Regions from separate parts of the Homo sapiens genome. Here region 2 is linked to region 1. A link is a contact called in ENCODE Hi-C or POLR2A ChIA-PET data. All regions are on one chromosome and are shown on one strand. Each heading gives the region's core, a stretch centred on a gene start or an enhancer-like site at or near the end of the contact. The rest is flanking DNA. Distances are from core to core; before and after follow the strand shown. Region 1 overlaps AP1S3 (adaptor related protein complex 1 subunit sigma 3). Region 2 overlaps WDFY1 (WD repeat and FYVE domain containing 1).

Evidence for each region. A loop is a pair of places that touch in the nucleus more often than their neighbours do. ChIA-PET counts read pairs that join two places held with the same protein, here RNA polymerase II (POLR2A).
Region 2: POLR2A ChIA-PET joins it to region 1 with 10 read pairs in activated CD8-positive, alpha-beta memory T cell. The contact joins two enhancer-like sites. A Hi-C loop is called at or near these places in 1 of 37 single-sample maps with no recorded cell type. POLR2A ChIA-PET finds 5 or more read pairs at or near these places in 4 of 52 experiments (OCI-LY7, WTC11, activated CD8-positive, alpha-beta memory T cell and 1 more).

What each region holds. Positions count from the first base shown.
Region 1 is chr2:223,785,824-223,788,523 of GRCh38, reverse strand. All of the region lies in intron 1 of AP1S3 (adaptor related protein complex 1 subunit sigma 3), which reads left to right. Among named protein-coding and RNA genes, the nearest start is that of AP1S3, 50 kb to the left of the region's middle. Within about 2 kb of position 1,448, at least 2 of the 41 ENCODE cell types and tissues checked have a DNase peak (open chromatin) inside an H3K27ac peak, as active enhancers do.
Region 2 is chr2:223,929,317-223,932,016 of GRCh38, reverse strand. All of the region lies in intron 1 of WDFY1 (WD repeat and FYVE domain containing 1), which reads left to right. Among named protein-coding and RNA genes, the nearest start is that of WDFY1, 15 kb to the left of the region's middle. Within about 2 kb of position 1,261, at least 18 of the 41 ENCODE cell types and tissues checked have a DNase peak (open chromatin) inside an H3K27ac peak, as active enhancers do.

The DNA.
Region 1 (2,700 bases), core at 199-2,698:
CCTCAGCCTCCCAAAGTGCTGGGATTACAGGCGTGAGCCACCGCGCCCAGCCCCAGCTAATTTTTGTAGTTTTAGTAGAGTCAGGGTGTCACCATGTTGGCCAGACTGGTCTTGAATTCCTGACCTCAGGTGATGTGCCCGCCTCGGTCTCCCAGAGTGCTGGGATTACAGGCGTGAGCCACCACGCCCGGCCAAATATCTCTTCTTAAGGGCGAAAATGATGTAAGTCCTCTGAGTGGTGATGTAAGCCTTAAGTATATAAGAACTGTGGCAGTCCAGCCTGGCGCAGTGGCTCATGCCTGTAATCCCAGCACTTTGGGAAGCCCAGGTGGGTGGATCACTTGAGGTCAGGAGTTTGGGACCAGCCTGGCCAACATGGTGAAACTCTATCTCTACTAAAAATACAAAAATGAGCCAGGCATGGTGGCACATGTCTATAATCCCAGCTACTCAGGAGGCTGAGGCACAGCATGAGGATCACTTGAACCTGGGCGAGCCGAGATCACACCACTGCGCTCCAGCCTGGATGACAGAGTGAGACCCCATCCCAAAAAAAAGAACTGTGGCATTTACATTGGAGCTTCTCAGATTAGGTAATACCCTGCTTTGTGTGGACAGTGTCAGCAGCCCCTGCTTGGGAGGTTACTGACTCTGGGGGCCGGAGCAAGCTGTGCTAAGAGGTTCTCCAACTGCATGGAGTTCCTAAATTTCTGTACCCTTGGATGAAGCAATTGGAAACTTATCGTATGGTGTAGTTTGTGTGTGTGTGTGTGTTGCATATGCATGTGCGTTTTCACTTAGCTGTAGTCTCTAGAAATCTGCATGTGGCACATGTCAGTTACTCGATAGGGAGACTTTCAACCACTCTCCCTGCTTTCAGAACTCTGCCTTATCCCTTGTCTTCTAGGGACATGGTGCCCCCAAGTATTGCTCTCAGGCATTCTATGGGGAGACCTATCTGGTTTCTCTTGGGAATTCACCCTTTCAGTGACAAATTCCCCTATTTTGCTAAATCTTTCATCTCATTTCTGTCTCTGTCTTCCAAAGTTTGTTTGAAGATTTCTGTCAACCTTCTTAACTCAAGAACACCTTTCTCTCTTAAATGAAGACATATGGCTTTGCACACTCTGAAGGGTTGAGACCCAGGAGTGTTGCAGATGTCTATAAATATTTCTTCTTGTATTCATCCATTCTTGCATTGCTGTAAAGAAATACCCGAGACTGGGTAATTTATAAAGAAAACAGGTTTAATTGGCCCATGGTTCTGAAGGCTGTATAGAAAGCATAGTGGCTTCTGCTTCTGGGGAGGCCTCAGGAAACTTACAATCATGGTTGAAGGCGAAGGGGAAGCAGTACCTCACATGGCTGAAGCAGGAAGAAGAGAGAGGGGGCAGCTGCCACACAGTTTTAAACAACCAGATCTCACAATAACTCACTCACTGACTCTCATGAGAACAGCATCAAGGAGATGGCGCTAACTCATTCATGAGAACTCCAGACCCTGATGATCCAGTCACCTCCTACTAGGCCCCATCTCCAACACTGGGGATTACAATTTGACACGAGTTTAGTGGGGACACAGATCCAAACCATATCACTTCTTTTTTTTTTGTTTTTTTGAGACAGGGTCTCACTTTGTCACCCAGGCTGGAGGGCAGTGGCATGATCTCAGCTCACTGCAGCCTCCACCTCCTGGGTTCAAGTGATCCTCCTGCCTTAGTCCCCCAAGTAGTTGGGACTGCAATTGTGTGCCACCATGCCTGGCTAATTTTTGTATCTTTTTTAGAGATTATGGGGTTTCACCATGTTGCCCAGACTGGTTTTGAACTCTTGAGCTCAAGCGATCTGCTCACCTTGGCCTCCCAAAGTGTGAGCCACCACACCTGACCTTCTCCTTCTTCTTTTTTTTTTAATTTAATAACTTTTTTTTTGTAGAGACACACGGTCTCACTATGTTGCCCAGGCTAGTCTTGAATTCCTGGCCTCAAGCAATCTTCCTGTCTCAGCTTCCCAAAGTGCTGGGGTTACATGCAGGAGTCACCATCCCTGGATTGTTTTATTATGTTGATTACGATCTACTAAGTTTGTTTTATAACCCACTGGATCGCACCTGCTGTAAAAACAATGCTCTAGTTAATGTGAATGAAACCTAAACTGTAGGTTCGCACTTTCTTGCCCTTTCACTTTCTTCAGTTTATTGCCAGAATGAAATGACATTGCTTTGAAATTAAAGAAAAATAGTTATTAGGGCTCCTCCATCTTAACAAGGCAACGATGATCATTTTGTAATGATCCTTACCTATGATTGTTTTCGCTATGCATATGTAATTGTCATCTTAGTTGTGTAGCTAGGAGATACTTCGGTTACACAGTTCTTACATTTCTTAAGACTTAATTTTTTTAGAGCAGTGTTAAGTTCACAACAAAATTGAGTGGAAGGTATGAGATCTCTCATATACCTCCTGCCCCAACACATGTAGAGTCTCTCCCATTATCAACGTCCCCTACCAGAGTAGTACACCTGCTGCAACTGATGAGCCTATACTGACTCCTCTCTGTAATTAATTTATTTTTTGTTTTGTAATTTCAACTATATTTTAGATTCAGGGAGTACAGGTGTGAGTTTGTTACATGTAGAATTCATTGTTGGTGTTGGACATTCTATCAGTTTGGACAAATTTATAATGACACGGATCCACC
Region 2 (2,700 bases), core at 12-2,511, 140 kb before region 1:
TATGGGGAAAAAAAAAAAATTAGACCAATTAGGCCAGGTGCAGTGGCTCACGCCTGTAATCCCAGCACTTTGGGAGGCCGAGGTAGGTGGACCACTTGAGGCCAGGAGTTCAAGACCAGCCTGGCCAACATGGCGAAACCCTGTCTGTACTAAAAATACAAAAATTAGCTGGGTGTGGTAGTGCATGCCTGTAGTCCCAGCTACTTGGGAAGCTGAGGCAAGAGAATTGCTTGAACCCGGGAGGCAGAGGCTGCAGTGAGCTGAGATCACGCCACTGCCTCCAACCTGTGCAACAGAGCAAGACTCTGTCTCAAAAAAAAAAAAAAAAAAGAAAGAAAAATATTAATGACTCCTGCAAGATGCCTCCTGGTTTGTGAGCCAGTGCTTTTCAGAGGAAAAAATTGTACCTTGAATCTATCTTTGCTCCTACTGTATTGTGGCTTAAATAGATGAGGCTTTCAAGACTTAGTGATTCCCTTAAGTGTATTTTAACCTTATTTTTAATTGGCTCTTTGATAGAGTTTAACAGTAGAAATAAAAAGGAATCCTTCTACTTATTATGATCATCAGGCATATCTTTCAGCAGATCAAAGATTAATCTCCCTGGAATAAACACTTTATTCTTAATCATAACTGTGGTTATAACTCCACTTTTCATATATCTACTATAGGAAGGTAAAGCATACAGAAGTTTTATCCTTGGTAGACAGGATAACAAACATTACTATATGATATTTAAGAGTAATAACTTTATTTTGTACTTCAGTGACTGCTTCCATTTTTAAGGATTCAAATTAGCACTTTTGCAAAATGGGAATCCTGTATTTCAATTAAGAGTTGAAATGGAGTTATTCGTACTATCTACTTTAAAATCCTTGGCATTCAATAAATGCCAAATGCTTTTTATTTTTAATTTTAACCTCAGATTCCTATGGTTCTTAAAGGTATATTATTTATTTGGAACAGAAAGCATGGTGTCAGTTAGCTCGTGCTACATAACAAACTACCTCAAAACTCAGTGGCTTAAAACAGCAGGGATTTGTCATTGTTCATGAGCCTACAGGTCACCTAGGCAGTGCTTCTGGCCTCAGCCAGGCTCACTCATGCTTGTGGCCAGCCGTGGGCCAGCTCTGCTGAGCTTAGCTGGACTCTTTCTCATGCCTGGGAGTGAGCTTGCTACAGGCGGGCCGAGGATGGCTTCAGCTAGGACAGTTGAGCTCTCTCCCATGTCGTCATTTGTCCTCTGGTAGGCTGGCCCCTGTGGTTCATGTGACGTGGCAGTCTTCCAAGACACAGAGTGAGAGCAAACCAGGCCTCAGGACCCAGTACTAGCACCCCATTCAGCCACATTTTTTTAAACATAGCGTCACTAGCCAACCCATATTCAAGGCTCAGAGAAATAGGCAAGGCACGGCAGTTCATGCCTGGGAGGCCAAGGAGGGCGGATCACGTGAGGTCAGGAATTCGAGACCAGTATGGTCAACATGGTGAAACCCCGTCTCTACTAAAAATACACAAACTTAGCCTGGCGTGGTGGCGCATGCCTGTAATCCCAGCTACTCAGGAGGCTGAGGCAAGAGAATCGCCTGAACCCGGTAGGCGGAGGTTGCAGTGAGCCGAGATCAAGCCATTGCACTCCAGCCTGGGTGACAGAACCGGACTCCGTCTCAAAACAAAAACAAGGCTCAGAGAAATATATTCCATCTCTTGATGGAAAGAGCTGCAAAATGGCTGATTGTAAGGAGCGTGGATGCAGGGAGGAGTAAAGAATTGAGCACATTGTTTTTTAAATTGTTTCACCACAGGCACTTACATACAATATCGCACGCTGTAGCTAGATTGGGCTAAATCTAGAGCTGGAGGTAGTGAGAGACTTTGTTGGAATCACCACTCGTATTTAGCACAGAGGTCAGTATTTCTTTGAACCAAGTGAGCTTTGAAGTTAGACCTGAACTTTTCCATACTCTGATTTATTTGGGGGGAAAAAGTAATTTACTGCTTCTTGTTTCCTTATTGTTTAGGAATTACTGCTTTGGAGGATAAAGTGTGGATTTCTAAAAAGCCTTTAAAAAAGTTTTACTTACTTACCACATAAGGCTGCTTTGCTTTGAATTGTTTACTTTGATAATGTTTTAAAGATGAACTTTCACCATCTTGATAAGAGAGAAAGTTGGTCAAACAACTAAATGAAGTCAGTCTGATGCAGTGCTGCTGTTGGTTTGTGTGATTTTCAGATCGTATCTCTCCTTGCTTCTGCTTCCTTAAGTGTAAAATGAAGGCAGAAGCGCCTGTCATCCCTGCCATCAGGATGTGGCACCTCGTTCTCAACAGACCACAAGCTTTTCATGAATCTTTATTTTTTTAAATTTTTTTTAGAGAAGGTGGTAGAGGGAAGTTCAGGGAGGTGCAGGGAGGTGGGAAATCACAGAGTTGCTTTTCACGAATCTTGATGTGTGTCTAGAATGCAGGAACATTCTTGTGTGTGCCACAACAGTTCAGTGTTGTGAGCTTGCAGGAAGTTAAGCAGGAGGCTGGGCACGGTGGCTCATGCCTGTAATCCCAGCACTTTGGGAGATCGAGGTGGGCAGATCACCTGAGGTCAGGAGTTCAAGACCAGCCTGACCAACATGGTGAAACCCCATCTCTACTAAAAATACAAAAATTAGCTGGGCATGGTGGTGGGTGCCTGTAATCCCAGCT